2 separate regions of the Homo sapiens genome follow, and region 1 is linked to region 2. A link is an interaction called in ENCODE POLR2A ChIA-PET data of the cell type or tissue named here. Cell type or tissue: Panc1. All regions are shown on one strand. Each heading gives the region's core, and the rest is flanking DNA. Links, peaks and the distances in the headings are about the cores only. Region 1 overlaps LOC105369698 (a long non-coding RNA gene). Region 2 overlaps LINC00477 (long intergenic non-protein coding RNA 477).

The links. ChIA-PET counts read pairs that join two places held together with the same protein. Peaks named below come from ENCODE experiments on the same cell type or tissue, not always from the same donor. Only the 100,000 strongest peaks of a DNase experiment are listed, where the experiment ranks them.
Region 1: POLR2A ChIA-PET joins it to region 2 with 14 read pairs; 2 of 35 experiments call an interaction of 5 or more read pairs at or near these places.

Annotation. Positions count from the first base shown.
Region 1 is chr12:24,633,277-24,641,619 of GRCh38, reverse strand. All of the region lies in intron 1 of LOC105369698 (a long non-coding RNA gene), which reads left to right. Among named protein-coding and RNA genes, the nearest start is that of LINC00477, 53 kb to the right of the region's middle. In Panc1, for the core only: no CTCF peak of the experiment used is centred there; no DNase peak of the experiment used is centred there.
Region 2 is chr12:24,559,416-24,567,758 of GRCh38, reverse strand. LINC00477 (long intergenic non-protein coding RNA 477) reads left to right here. Exons shown (of 4, transcript NR_029451.2): 3 at 1-97; 4 at 551-795. It also overlaps a transcript of SOX5 not described here. Among named protein-coding and RNA genes, the nearest start is that of LINC00477, 21 kb to the left of the region's middle. In Panc1, for the core only: a CTCF peak has its summit at 6,559; a DNase peak (open chromatin) is centred at 4,723; H3K4me3 peaks cover 3,077 bases; H3K27me3 peaks cover 4,856 bases.

The DNA of each region.
Region 1 (8,343 bases), core at 34-8,033, 74 kb before region 2:
TAACCATCACCATAATCAAGATAATAGGTGTACAATCATTGCCAAAATTTTCCCCCGCCTCTATAGTTTTCTTCTCCTGCCCCTCCCCACCCTGTCCCCTTTTTCTAGGCAATCATTGATGTGTTTTCTCTCATGAAAGATTAGCTTTCATTTCCTGTAATTGTATTGAAATTCAACCACACATTATGTGTCCTTTCACTCAATTATTTTGAGATTCATTCACGTCATATCAGTAGTTCATTCCTTTTTATTGCTGAGTAGTGTTTCATAGGATGAATATACCAGTTTGTTTATCCATTCACCTGTTGATGAATATTTAGGTTTTTTCCAGACTTTGACTATTACAAATAAAACTGCTATGAACATTTGTGTATTAGTCTTTATATGGACATATGCTTTTATTTCTCTTGGGTAAATATCTAGAAATAAAATGGAATGGCTGGATTAACTTTTTAAGACACTGCCCAATTGTTTTCCAAAGGGATTATGCCATTTTACATTTCCACCATTATAAGAATTACAATTCCTCCATATCCTCTCCAATACTTGGTATAGTCAGTCTTTTTAATTTTAGCCATTGTAATGGGTATATAATAGTACCTCATTGTGACTTTAGTTTATATTTCTTTAAGAACTAATCATATAAGCCTCCTTTCTACTGCTTATTTGCCATCTGTATATCTTCTTTGGTGAAATGCATGTTTAAATATTTTGTCTAACTTTACTTTTACTGTTTTCTTATTATTGATATATCAATTCTGAATACAAGTTCTTTATCAGATATATGTTTAGCAAATATTTTCACCAAGTCTCTGCCTTGTCTTTTCATTCTGTTAACAGCATTTTTTAATGAATAAAAGTTTTAAATTTTGATATAGTCCAATTTACCATTTGGTTTTCTTATGGATTGTGCTTTTGGTGTCACGTCTAAGAAACATTTGCCTAATCTAAGGTCACAAATGTTTTCTCCTATATTTCCTTCTCATCATTTTATAGGTTCCAATTTTATATTTTGGTCAATAATCTGCTCTGAGATAATTTTTGAATATGGTGCAGAAATTCTCGCTTTAATCTCAGATAAATTTTCAGATTCGACTGTGAAACAGTATGCCAAGAAGTGTTGCAAAAACTGTTTTGTTAGAATCATTTTCAGTTGGAAAAAGCATTAAGGAACTTACTAAGGAAATAGCCCTGCATATGCAGAAGATGGTACAAACTGAAAGTGCCATTTGTCTATTTTCTGATACTTGGCATAATTTTCTGAAATAATTTTGACAGTATCAAGGAAACTAAAATTCAAAAAACTCATGAGTTGATAATTTAAGGCTACTAGACAATCTTTTCATGCATGATCCAACTTCTACTCGCTTATCCCCTTGAAAATACAAAGTAGCACAATTTTCTCCCCAATCCACTAGAAAATTCCATATATTTCCTTTAAGTAACCTATTGCTTTGAGTTTTTTTTCACGTGTGTGACACTCTGATGTCTGGAATGATATTTTAGAGTAGTCATTGACTTCATGTACTGCATTTTTCAAGGAGAATATTCTCTTGAATACTGGCCTTTATATTGGGTTTTAGCTGGGAGATAGTATCTTCTCAAAAACTGTAACTTACTGTCATATCCATTGTTCCACATAGATTTATTCCTTGTAGTTTAATCTTTGTAATTAAATGTCTAACTAGGTGCAAGATAGGCTACCAGAGTTCTATTTAGAATAATGACTAATGTCGTCTTATTCAAAATTGAGGTCATGACCCTAGGAAGTCCTATAGTGGTTTTTTGGGAAATACAAAAATTTCCAAAAGTATCTCAGAAACCCAAGTTCTGTAGAGCACTTAGCTAGCTTGCATGCAGCCATCAAGGTTATATGCAGTTAAGGAAAAGGTGACCTCTCCTATCTCTAGAGCCTTTCCCTGTCTTTTGTTGTTGTCTGACTTGCACATACCTTAAGATGCATATAGGGATTTTGGAATTGAAACATTCATTCCTATCCTGACTAATGCTGGTACCTGCAAAATAAACTGTATACTTTTCATGTAGGAAAGATAACATGAAAGGAAGTGCAGATTTCAAGGGAAACAGAGAAAAAAACTTCAGAGTAAATTTTTATGTATAAAAATTACATAGGTACATCTAGGATTACCAAATTTGCATCAACTAATAATTTGTTCAGCTGAATTAATTTGTCAAGTTAAGTAGAGGTCTTATTCATAAGCACAGTCATCCCCTCTCCATTACACTCCTGTACTTTCCTCCCTCCAGAGATAGTGTAAAAGCAGAAAGAGCACCTTAGCTCTTCATTATTTGTTTTTACCTTTCTTCGGGGTACTTTAGATAGAGATGGCTAGATGCTACCTGGTGTCTATCCTCCCTTTCTTAGTGACAGAGCTCAAGTGTTTCAAGGAGGACAAGGTATCCAGCTAGTGGACTACATTTTCCAACTTCTTTGTGGCTAAATGCAGGTACACGGTGAAATTCTGGCTAATGAGATGCAAGCAGAATTGTTTTGTGTGATTTCTAAGTGAAGAGTTTACTCATTATCTGCTTTTCTACTTCTCTTATATGAGAGGGCAATAAACCAATTTAATTAACTACTATTGGGGGGGTTTCTGTAATGTGCAGCTGAACCCAATTCTAACTGAACAATATGGCATTATTATAAGCAAATTGTAAGAAAAGGTGATAAAAGGGCAAAGCCAGCATCTCAGCATTTCTTGGGAAATAATTTACAATCTTCTTCTTTAGGCAGGGACTCCTTAGGCAGGGACTGAAAGATTCAAAATCTGAAGTTGTTGTTGAATCTCATTTTGAGACTTTCAGTCCCTGCCTAGAGACAACCAGGAGGAAGCATTGTTCTAGGGAGTGTTTGTGTAACTATTTTAGAAAAATCACATTTAAAAAAATCAAATTAGTACATACTCATTATAGAAAATGTAAGAAACTCAAAAATAAATATAAGAAGAAATGGAAGTGTAGAAAATAACCCATATTTCAAATATCTAAAGATAACTATATGTAATATTTTGATACTAACTGGGGTCTTTTTCTCTGCTAAGTTTCTATAACATATAAATAAATCTACTTATATGCACATATGATTTTATACCTTGCTTTTTTCCTCCTAAAATGTGATAAAAACTTATTTTAATGGCTTTATTATATTTTATTGAATAGGTTATAGCATTATCCACCTAATCATTCACACGCAGTTGGATGTTTTGTAGGTTTACCTGATGAAATGATGCACTTCTAGAAAGGTTTATGTGTATAACCCTGTTGAAGTTGTGACCACACAGTTTGGTCCCAGAGCTGTGCACATTTAAAGGGGCAGAGTATTAACATAAAAATATAATTGGAAAAGTGTTCTGTTCTTTATTCTTGTCTCAAAGCATTCCTTCTCAAACCTGAGTGTGCACAGGCTTGTGAAAATCCTGATTGCTGTCCCCTACTCCCTCACCAGATATTCTGATTCAGTAGACCTGTGGTGGAGCCTGGGAATTTGCTTTTCTAACACATGGCCAGTTGATGCTGATGCTTTAAGAATCACAGTCTTATCAACACATTAAAAAGTTTCATTCATCTTATTCCTCATACTTTCATATCTCTCTCCTTCCTAATTCTCAAATCCTAAAGTCTCCAGACTTCCTTTTGCTAATATCCCCCCAAAATTTTCAGTACTCCCCATCTCTGCTTTATCTAAAAGTCACATGGCTGTTACTCTCTGCCAGTCTCTTTGTCCCTCTCCACTTTCCTGCCAACCTTTAGTTCTTGACTTTTCTTGACATGCTCAGATTCTGCCTAACATTAGCATTCTGGCCAAAATAGACTCATCTCAGAGATTGGGGACAGGGATTGAGTTGTGATTGACAAAATTCTTTTTACAATGGAGGGGAATCTAAGAACTCTCCAAAATTTAAATTTCATTTTATCACAAGTACTGAAGGCTGTTTCATTAGAATAGAGTCCCAGAATCCGAATTTCTGAGGCAAGAGATGTGAGCTGCTTAAATCTGGATCTATATTGACAGATTAAGAACACAGATGTTAAAGCCTGACACATATGACTTCACATCCCATTTTTGCCACCTGCTCATTATGTGAATTTGGGAAAATCAAACCCACTGAGCCTCAGTTCCTTCATATGTAAAGTGCTTAAAAATTCTAGCATTAAACTAATAGGGTAGTTTTGAGGATTATATGTGACAATGAAGGTAATGTTTAGCAAATTTCCTAGCACTTGGTAAGAGTTCCATTGATGTTATTATTGTTGCTGTTGCAAAATTACTTCTGAAAGTTCATTCCAGATTCACACTCCCATCAATAGTGTAGCACAGTGGTAACTGGGAAGTTCTTAGTATCTAACTACAATACACAATCTTTCTCTCTAGGTTAGGGGTGTCTCCCTAATTAACTAAGAAAGTCTGCCTACTAGAACTTGAAGGGAACCATGGAACTAATGATTCACAACATAGGAGACTTACTGAGGCTTATCTATATTCTGACTTTGAGTTGGTGCAAAATGAAGTCAAATTAAATGGGTAATTTCCTATCCTCTAAGCTAAAATGTCTTTCTAATTAATTTTGCCATCCTTCTGGTAAGAAGAGTCTTAGTAGTTTTCAGCAATAGCTCGGACCATAGTAAAAATGGGTCCTGTGTGGTTATCAGCCTGTGACAAAAGCATGTCATGCTTTCTGTGTTTCTCAATCAAATAACTGCAATTCTATTAATTCCATCGTTCTTTCCTTGCAGCTTTTGTTTTTCAACGACTCACTTATTATGGTTGACTAAGTTATTAAAACTGAGTTTTACTTTCAAATTTCCTGTTGCTTTTATATGATATCAGGAAGTAAATTTCTAGTGCCTTGGTTTATGTCTATCAAATATTTTCATAATAAGAACTACTTCATGGGTGTAATAAACCGGAAGTCTCGGAACTCATGAAAATAAACTTTCTAACTCTGGGAGAAATGCATCATAAACCTCAAAATATATCCAACAATCTACTTATTACTGGTAAAATCAGAACAGCTTTAAAATCACAAACAGTAATTTGTTTCAGGAATAGCAAATGAGGCTTCCATTGCGTACATTAAACTCTATTATTCAAGAGAAACATAAAGTAAATCTTGTGTGAGCTGAGTCGATTTTTGTCTTACCACAAAAAGAGGCAGTTGGATAAAGAAGATGACCTTTGTTAAAAGGGAAAAAATCTTCAATACCCGGTGTTCACTGCCAGTGGGTGTTCTCGTGTTGGCTCTTAAAAGAAGCAGGAATCCTATTGTCATTTCTTCTAGCTTTAATGATGAAATTTACTTTCAAGTTTGTGTTTAGTCTCAGGCTATAAAAGTTCAGTACCTCCCCAGCACTTGATTCTGGGTCATGTCTTTGGGACCCTCAACATACTCTGGGACAAAATAAGTGGCTACAGATAAGAAAAAAAAGCTCTAAGCTTCAGCATGAAGTGCTGAAACTGGTACAAGAGCTAGGCTGTTAATAGCAACCAAATTGATTTTGAACTTCGGGAGATTTGCCTTCCCCCTGACTCTCAAGGCCTGGCTCTGACTTACATTAAAGCTCTTTCTGTTTAAATAGACAGAGGCTGTACTGTATGAAAGGAGAAGAGAGAGATATAAGCCATGAATTACAAAAGGACAAATATGTATGCAAAAGCAATTAGGGGCTTTGAGGGAAGAGTATACTTTATAAACCATCCCTAGATAGTAAGTCTATATTATTCTTGAGAATTTTAGCAAGACATCAGAATTAGGTTGACCAGGCTTATTAGTAGTGGAAAACAAATGAATACTCCTAGTTTGATAAAACATTCATGACTCCAGATAACTATATTTCAGGAAGAAGAATGAATTGTATAATTTGCAAAATTTTGCCCACTAAGGACATAAATGTTCTAGGAGCCCCCAAAAATACAACTGAAAAATCACTCATAAGACTTTTAGGATATCAATTATGGCGTTTCATCAGGAAAATATTGGTGAACCCAGTTTAACATTCTGCATCCTCCTCAGATCTTCTTTTTTGCCTTTGGCAAATCATGGAATTAACATAATAACAATTGATTCAACTATTTTGTGAGGCTTCAGAATATATTGGTTCTTTCATTTATTCATTTACATGAATGGTATAATGGTATTTCATTATCATTCAAAATCTTTGCCTTCAAGAAGTCTCCACTTCGTTGAATATGAGGCCAAATTTTTCTAGCTCGTTCACCTCAGCGGTCCCTTAAATGGTCAGTAATGCTCTGAGTTCACCTCCCAACATGGAGATCAGGAATTGACACTCAGGCTGGTTTCCATAGCATAAACACAGTTTTTGACTAGGCACTCACTTCTTTCACTTCGAAGGCCATCTTGCTGAGAGGAAAGAGGCCCTTCCTGTCACTCTATCTCTACCTCCACCCCTAGTGCTCCTTCCTTTGATAGATAGAGTTTATATTCTTATACTAGTTGTCACAAGAATTTAGAAAATGAAAGTTGATCTCTCTTTAGAAAATGATTGGAAATCTCTGTTCTAGATACTACCTATTCTACCTCCTCCCCAGTCTTGCTTTTTTTTTTTTTTTAACTTTGGTTAATATGCTATATATAATAAGGAGAGATTACACCTGTTCGATCTCAAACAATAGAAATAATTTTAAATTTATTAGGTGAAGACAGATTTAAAAAAAAGCTCCTTAAAATCCTAACAAGTATAATTTGTATAAGAAGTGAAAAGCACTTTTTGAATAAAGCAATGGAGTAATTCTTAAATGTATGGATAATAACAATTGGATATTAATGACATGATATAGCATCGTGTCTGAAACTAGAAAATAACATCAGGCATTGTGATTTCAAGACTTGGTGATGGCAACAAAATAAGACTTTTAATGCTCTAGGAGTTGCATGAATAAACCACAACTTGGACAGTCTTTTTGGTATTTAGTTCAGCTTCAGTGTGAGCATTAACTTTTCTACTACAGGTTGGAACATAAGCAGTTGGTAAAACATGACTGATAAGACTGTTCATGAGATTTTGAATTTTTGGCAACAAATGTATTGTTTTAAATTTAAGTAAGTAATGAAAATATATGCATATTGCAAAAAAAATTCACAGAAATACTTGGACTAAAAATGAAAGAACTCCATCACTTCCATCACTTCTGTCCCAAATCACCTCTTTCTCTCTCTACTCCCATTTCTCACTTTCCTTCCCAAGGAGCAATTGCTACTAACAGTGTGGAGTTTATCCTTTTAATGGAATTTATATATGTGTGTGTGTGCTTGTGTGTATGTGCATGTGCATGTACATACACACATGCATAAAAGTAAAAGTTGTTTTTCTCAGACTGTATTACTCTGCAATTTAATTTTTTTCACCAATATATCTAGGAGATTGCTAAATGTTCAGAATATATACATCCCCATTCTTTCTAACTGACACATTATACTTCCAATTCTGTGAATATACTGTAAACTATAATCTATTTAATCATTCCTCTTAATATAAATACTTGTGTGATTTGTTGGTTTTCACTATTATAAGCCATGTTGAAATGAATATCTTTGCACATTCATATCTGAGTACATATACATGTATTTTTGTAAGATAAATTTTAAAGTAGAGTAATTCAATTTTAAAAATACAACAAAAAATCTACCCAAAATGCTAACCACTTTACCTATACTGTATGAGTGTTAGTGTGTATATCTGTCTTTGTCAACACTAGATAGTATAACTTTTAAAATTTCTGACACTCTGGCAATATATGTGTATGTGCCTGTATTAGTTTACTTGAATTTCCGTGATTACTAATAATGATTTGTTTTTGTCATTATATGAATACATTACTTTGTTATTATACACATACATATGCTATGACTTGCTTATATCTGTCCTTTTCTCATATTTCTACTGTACTGCCTTTTTATTATTGCTTGTGAATTTTAACCCCTTGTTGGTTATATAATTTTATCATTTTTGCCTGGTCTGTTATTTCTCTTTTTCCTTGAATTATGGTGTTGGAGCATATAAACATTTAACATTTTTATGTACCCAAATCTGTGGTTAATTTCATTGCTTCTGAATTTGGGTCTTGCCTTATTAAACCTTCACCATACCAAGATTATAATAATATTTCCTCCACATTCTTCTAATATTTTCATTATTTATTATTTAGTTGTTTAATCCATTTCCATTTTTTTGTGTATTTTACGTAGGTGTCTAACAACTTTTTATCCAAATTTTCAGTTTCCAAACACTAGTTTATTGCCTAATTTCTCCTGATTGCAAATGCAGCCATTTCTAAATGTCTACGTATGTGTATCTCTTTCTGGT
Region 2 (8,343 bases), core at 172-8,171:
GCAAGAGAAGAAGATCTCAAAATACTTTTTCAACACTGGCTGGTTTTGAGAAGCTCACTTTCAAAATTTGATATGGACATTGCATTTGACGAGACAGGTAAATAAACCTGTCTCATCGGGGACTCTTATAAAAAAGTATTTTAAGGTTCCTTTGAAGGGTATCAGTGTTTGGGCCCATAACTGCTAAACTTAAAATTGACATCGTAACGTTATATGTTACTCTCTTACTAACAGAGTAAGGGTTGACAAACTACCCTAATTTAGAAAAATATAAAAATGGATAATTCATAACCATTAAGATGACATATTTGGTCTCTTGTATCACCTAAATTTCCCTCTATCTCCTATGTCACAGGATTTTTTTTTTTTTTTTTTTTTTTTTTTTGAGACCGAGTCTCACACTATTGCCAGGGCTGGAGTGCAATGGTGTGATCTCGGCTCACTGCAACATCCGCCTCCCTGGTTCACGCGATTCTCCTGCCTCAGCCTCCTGAGTAGCTGGGATTTTAGGCGCCCGCCACCACACCTAACTAATTTTCTGTATTTTTAGTAGAGATGGGATTTCACTGTGTTGGCCAAACTGGTCTCGAACTCCTGACCTCGGGATCCACCCGCCTCAGCCTCCCAAAGTGCTGGGATTACAGCCATGAGCGACCGCGCCCAGCCGTCACAGGATTTCATACTTATTAAGATCCCTCTTTCTTCTTTAGGATTCCCAAGTAACTTGTCTCTGCTATTTTTAATGTATATGACCGAATAAATTCAAAATGAGCCTTATGAAAATAGGCTAAGGTCAAACATTGTATACTCCTAATATCTCCTAGCAGTCCATGAATATCTCCAAATACGTTGGAGGGATTGAGATGGACTCAAAACTTATTAGAGAATCTTGAATACTGTGGGCAGTGTAAAGCCCTCTCCTATCAATAATATTTCTTGTTGCCTTGGGAGGCAACTAGAATATGATGATGGAAATGATACAGAGGTCAGTTATATGCTTTTATTTCCCCCATATTTTGAGAGCTGCATATGGTATATATCTGCCCATAAATTTATGTATGCATATTATGTATACATCTGGGTGCATATATTGAAAGGCAGTATAGCGGAGTGGTTAGGGAATGGGTCTGGAAGCCAGATTACCTGGGTTTGAAGCCAGGCTCTTTCACCTGCTATTCGTATAACCTCGGGCAAGTTAGTTACATAACCTCTCAGTGCTTCAGTTTCCTTATCTGTAAAATGATACAATAAAATTATGTACCTCATGGAGTGGCTGTGAGGATTAAATACGTTTATATACATAAAACACCTAGAACAATGCCTGTAAAATGATAGGAATTCAAAAATTGTAGCTACTTAACAATATATTGTATGCATTTTTATATACATCATATGGATACATACATATGTATATATATATATAATACATAATCGCCTTGCCTCCAAAATAAGACAATTTCATACACATAAAATATATATAAATGTCATATATATACATACACACGCACACACACACACGTACACTCCATGTATAGCACATTTCGATTTTCTTGGAAATTTCAGTTATCTAATGACCAACACGAGTGTGGATACCAACATAGCTGATGACTGGCATGAACATAGTATACATTTGATATTTTATATCTATCTATTTAATGAAATAATACTTGCCACTGAAAACTGGCCCTAATATAACATGTACATGGCATCAAGGTGAAGTGAAAAAGCTCAAGCATGACACTGGACAATGGATTTGCATCCTGGGTCAATCACTTAAAAACTGCATGGTCTTGGACAAGTCATTTAACCTTTCTGAGCTTTAGTTTTCTCATCTGAAGAACAGGGATGTAAAATTTCTTGCAAGTTTGTGGTGAGAAGGAGACACAAAATACATTTTTAAAAAAGCATTTGGCCAACATCCTGGTACATAGCAAATGCTTAATAAATGGAAACGCTGATCTTTAATGTGTCAGTCCCGCTACAAATTAGGGTATTTTTTTTTTAAGCCCAACACAAACAAACATCCCACTGGAAGTTTTTGATCAGCTATGCTGTTGCTGTATAATGATCATGGTTTAGTCTTAAGGGCATGTGGTTTCAATAACTATATGTGGTTGGAAGTTATGCTGCCTGTAGGAACGAAAGGAGGAAAGAGATTGGTGTAATTCAAGTTTCACCAGTATCTCACTAGGCAGTTTTGGAACTTTGTGCCTTCTCTCCCTCTGGCTTCCCTTCTTCTGCCAGTAGGAAGCCTAGTGGCCCCAGAAACGGTTACACTCAAGAAGCAGTAGAGGCTGAAAATCTGCGGAGGTGGCACTGCTTTGCTTGGTGGGGTTAGGCCAAGCAGGTAGGTTCGTAACCTACTGGTCAGGTGCCAGAAGACTTTTTCTTCCCTGGGTGTTGTCTGAGAGAAAGGGATTACGACCCAGCAGATGTTCACTGTAAATGACAATCCCTTTTCAAACGTTAAGTATGTTCATATAAGTAGTAGCGAGAGGCAACTTGTTTTGTAGTTGGGCCCTGTTTGCTTCTTGCACAGTATTTAAGGAACTGGGCCTGACATAGTAATAGCTAACTTTGTAAAGCAACTACATATGTACTATGAGAATAAACCATTCAACAAACAACAACAACGACAACAACAACAACAACAAAAAGAGAAGAAACCATTCAACATACACTGGGAACTCTTAGAATAAAAGTAACACTTAAATTTAAGGTGGAGTACGATCATCAACGAATTCTTATGCCATATGTGCAAGTGGCTCTGATGTGAAACTTGCATGGTAGAGAAAATGTAAGGAAAGGAAACATATAGGAAATGTGTTTCATGCACACACACACACAATTTTTTCACACAGTTGATGAAGCTACATTGAACCAGCAATTTGAATATTATTATTATCCATCTCTCTCATTAAATACTTAGGAACACATAGTAAAATTGCTTAAGGATGGACATTTAGATTGCCATATCCAGAGTTATATCCAAGCAGCAAATGATTGCACTGCTTATAAATTCTAGGCAGATGATAATTTAAAGTCCCCACGAAAGCCCTGAGCTTATTTGATTGTTCTCTTAATTACTGGGCTCTATGCTATCAAATATTTGTGTAAGAGGAAGCTTTTCTTTGTGGGAGTGGATAATAGCTGTGCTTACACTTTGAAATTTTTGCCTTGAGTTATTAAGATTTACATTTCTCACTTTTGTTCCAGGGAAAGGTGTTTAGCCGTTTTTAGAAAACAGGTACCACATAATCAATCATCAAACACCCGGGAAAGTTTCCGCCCTTGACAAGTGTAAAATCTCAGGTATTAGCAACCCACCTCCAGAAACAAATCTACCAAGGGTGGAAAGGGGTAGAAAGGATGTCTCACTTTCCTAGGTGAATATATTGTGATTGGTATGTGTGGCATGCATTGAGAAATTACATTTGCTTACTAACTGCCGTTTAGAAATCAGCCCGAAAAAGTCTGGGAGAGATCGCCCAGAGACAGCCAAGCCCCGAGCCTCGCTCCCAAGCTCCTCCGGAGTCCTGCTCTTCTAGGCGCGTGAAGAATAAATAGAGTCTGGTCATTGATCTCCTGATGGTGTTGTTGCACTCTGGGTAATGCTGGGGGTGCCCAGGGACGCGGCGCAGTCCATGGTTGCGCGTCTGCAGAGAATTACAGAGATGGGGACAGAGAACACGCACCTCGGCATAAAAGCAAAAGGAGAGAAGGCTACAGCGAGGAAAAGAAACGTGTTGCTCGAATTGTTTCCTTAGTCCCCTTTCCATCACCCCCTTCCCAACACGCAGCCACCCCCGTGAATGCTCTCCCTTCCCCCTGCTCTTTTCTGGACACTAGCTCTGGGAAGATCACTGTCAGGAACCCCCGCCCCCGCCCCACCCTGGTTTGAGATTTAATAGGATTTTTTTCCCCTGGCAAACCGGCAGCTGTTTTAAGTCAATGAAAGTAAGATTAGAAGAGATAAGCGCCGGAGCAGCCCGGGAGCTGTCAGAGCACACACTTAAATCAGCCCCACAGCTTCTGCTCAGGGCATCACCGACGGAGTTTCTTCTGATGGGGATGGGACTCTGAGGGTCTCTCTCGGCTCCACGCGCCCACTCAAGTGTCGCGGCAGAAAGAGTCGGAGCCCAGCGCCCAGCCTTATTTCTCCCTAAATATCACTAAATTTCATTCCCTGGTTCTTGGGCATTGGGTTGGGGTGTGTGTGTGTGTCTGTGTGTGTGTGTGTGTGTGTGTGTGTGTGTGTGTGTGGTGATTTTTTTTTTTTTTTTGGCTTCGCTTAACACAAAACCAAACCAGTTCAACCACCCCGGAGGCAGAGATGAGAGCGCCTCAAAACTTTTTTCCCCTACCCCAATCTCCGAGGAGTAGGTGGGTGCACAGTGCCGGCGGCGGCGGGGACGCGCGGCGCGGAGCCTGGCTCTGGGAGGCAGTGGCCGCTTCAGCAGCCGAACCTCTCGCGGCTCCAGCCTCCGCGCCCAGCAGCCCGCGGCTCGCCTCCCGGAAAGGTTCCACGGACCCCGCAGCCCCCCGCGCGCGCCCTCCCTGCCGGCCCGACCGCCTGACCACTGGACTAGGGGGCCGGGAGGGGCCAGGTCCTGGGCGCAGAGCAGCGGCTGAGGCTCAGGCGCCGGGAAGAAGTTGACAAAGGGACTTGACTAAACATGAATGCGTATTTATAGATGCGAGCTCCATCGAGATCTAGAGATATCCCGCTCTCCCTGGCTCCTTCCACTCCTGCCATTTCATTTTTATCGCTCCTTTAAGTGGAGGGCAGATAAAAAAAAAATTCCTGCACGGTGTGGGTAATCGCCGCGTTATTTACAATCTAGTTACTCTGCAGCAGACGGGGAAGAAAACTCTGGGGCTCCTTCCCTTCGGATGGATAGAGAGGGCGGCCGGGCGGCGAGCTGCAAGAAGGAGGTCAGGGTGGGCTTGCGGGAGCTCGGGGGCGACCTGGAGGGAGCGGGAGCCCCCGGCACCGCCCCCGCGCCCCCCCCCCGCCCCCGCCGCACCCCCCGGGGCGGGCGCCGGGCCGCGGTGACCGCCGGCTGGTGCGCTGCCCTCGCCTCCCCCATTGTTCCTACTGTCTTTTTGCCTTTTGTTATTTGCACTCGCATTGTGTTGTTTGTCTCTGAAGCCGCCTCATGACCAGCAAAGGGATTTCACCTCGTCCTTGAGAGCAACACGGGGAGCGCGAGCGAGCGGGCGAGCGAGAGACGGGGGGAGAGAGAGGGACACGCGCGCGCACACACACACACACCGGCACACACGCACACACACAGACACACACACACAGAGTGAAAAAGGCGAGCCACCAAAACCCATCTCCAGTCTCCTCCCGGGGGCCCCCAGCCCGCCTCTGTGCCACTTTGCATCCCACGCCGGAGGAGGCATTAACGAGACCGGGTAAGGTGCGTGAATCGCTGCGTTTTAACTTTGTTGTTCGTCCCGATGTTGTTGTGGGCAGACCTCCAAGGCGCAGAGCTCCCCTCTGCCGCTCGCCGGGCCCGCCACTCAGCACTCCTTCCCGGCTCCAGCTGGAGAGCCGCGGAGGAGGGAGGGGGCCGCCGCCGGAGTTTCCTCAAGTACAGAGGGAGGGGGACTGGGCTGGGGGTGGCGGAGAGGTGGGAGGCGGCCCGAGGCGCGGAGTGGCCCTGTCATCCCCGGGGGCGGCTGGCCGGGGGACCCTGGAGCGCCGGCTTGGACCCCGACCCGGAGACGGGATAACTTTCTATTTTTGTTGGGAAGCCTGCGTACTGTTGCTGGTATTGTTTTGTAAGTGGTGGCGGTGGAGGTGGTTGATGCGAGAGGAGAGTGCGGGGAGAACCCTGGGCTGTGCTGGGCATCGCGGCCAATGTCCAAGGCCAGACCCTAAAAGTTGGACAAAGCCCCTTAACCCTTCTAGGATATCAGAGCGACCCCTGGCCCACCCCCTAACCTTAGTCACCCCCACCTCCCGACTCTTTCGTCTTTTTGTTTCGCTTTCTGCAATCCTTCTCCCTACCACTCCCCCTCCCTCCCGCCCGGAATTTCTGAAACAAGTCTCATCCTTCAGGATTCTAGGGATTTCAGAGACCGGAAGCTTTAATTCTAATTGCAACTACTTTTTCCCCCCACCTCACTCAGTGTACCAAGTGAAGACCACTCACGTGTTGTGTCACTTTAAGCGCGGGTTTGGGAAATCTCGCTTGCACTTTGGGGCTACAGCAATAAGAAGCAATGAAAAGAGGTTATACGAGTTGAAATCAAATTGGATTTGGAAATGTTTGCGTTGGAGAGCAGCAGTTTGTTGAGTATTGATCGGATGCACACGAAGCACTGTTTACATATTTTATTAGTCATTTTCCCTACACTTTGCAAAGCGACTATATTAATAAATAGATTGACCCTGGTGAATATCTGAAGACGCTGGTTTCTGTGACTAAATTCAGAATGTGATGATGAATGTGAATTCATTTTAATGTGTTCCCTTCTCAGCTAAAGCAGGTCAAGACGAGGAATCCTGTGAATATGCAGAGCCCTACACTCGGTGCCAGGCAGTCCAGGCACTCTGGGTGGCAGTCAACTGTACTTTCTTACAAAAGTTTAGGGATTTGCTGGAACCCACTTGAGATCCTCACATACCCAGATAGCCAAAGGACTTTGTCAAGGAAGGCATAAGGAGGTGTCCCCAGGGACTGCCTTCTGGCTCAGCAGAGTTCTTTAGCCAAGGGCAGGACCAAGGGAAATCTGTGGGATTTGGGGCAGTAAGTGTGGGAATCTGCAAAGGGACTGGACAGTGATTTGTTTCCTTGCTTTTCATAAATAATGGCCCCTAGTACCCTGAAAACACACACACAGACACAAACAGGCCAATGAAGTAGGCACATGTGAGATTTGTAGGCAATGGACATTTCCATCAGAAAAACCAGAGGAAAATTTTTGATCAGGATTACGGGAGTGAGGCTCGATGGCCAAGAGTGATTAGGTTAAGGGCCAGATGGCTTTAAAGTATACGGAAATGTTTTTCAAGTTTGACTTTTATAGCATTTAAAAGGAGGACGATTTCTTAGAGCCTTTACAGAACTGCTAAATTTTGATCTGTCTAATTTTAAAGGAATTCAGCTGTATGAGAATTGCTGTTAGCTCAGATAGGGAAGGAATCTGGTTTCAAATGCAGATACATGGAACAAAGTTTCTAGGGGTGCTTCTTCCTGATTTAAATATAGCTCCCAGGCAGAAGCCTAGATAAATTCAGCCACAATGATTTAAAATCATAAGTACTTACAGTGGAAGTTCTTTTAGGCACTGTGCAAAGTTCTCCTGCAAATTATGCCATCAACTGTTTATTCCTCAGAACTATACAAGATAAAAATCATAAGCATCACTTAAAACTGATGCAATACAGCCTTAAATCCTTAAACTGCTAGGGATTGCTTTTGTTTGCCTAAAAGGTAGATCTTTCATCACATGAGTTGTTTAAAAACATTTAATTGTGGGGGTGGGAAGGGATGTGCATAATTATTTAGTTATTTGTGTTAATTACATAGTAGCATACTTGCTTGAAATTCTTTCTTTTTTCCCCCTTTTCTTTCCAGTGATCTCTCTTCTAACAACCTTGTTCCTGAAGAATCAACAGTTTTTTCTTGCTGTGGGTTTAAAAAAATTCATTTTGTAGCCTTTTTGAGTGGGTAGTATTGATCCAATCTGACACAGACTTGCAAGTGTAAACTCTTAATACAGGAAAAACTTCAATTCTTAATACGGAAAGCTTGTATTAGTTTTGTTGTTGAGCTTAAACAGTTCTGGTTGAATGGCATGTTGTATATAGAATTCAAAACTCCAAAACCTGTTTGGTAAATAACTAGGCATTTGAGGTCCAATGGCTAATTCAAATTAAGTTAGTTCTATACATGTAAGTGCACATCCTGTTTAGACTGACACGTGGTTTGGTAAAAGAAAAAAAATGAATATACACTTGGAAAGATGCTATCTGTGGAGTATATAAATAGTAAATAGCAAAAGAGTGAAGTTTATACTCAGGTATGTTGTCATCTTTTTGGTTGTCCTCAGTGGGGGTGAGTTATGAGTGATAAGGAGAATTTAAATTTCTAAATTTACCTTTTCCAGTTAAAGGAATGAATTTAAATGCTTAAAGAATTTTTTTTTTTTTACTTACAAAGCAAGTTTAAAATATGATCTAATGCTTACAGTATGTACTACCTTCTTGAAAAGCTCTGTTCTTTTTCTGAGTGATAAGTAATCATTGATTTGAGGGTATGTTCAGATTATATAAAAAAGTAAAACTTACAGGACAAAATTTATGTTTCCTAATCTCCTAAAATACAC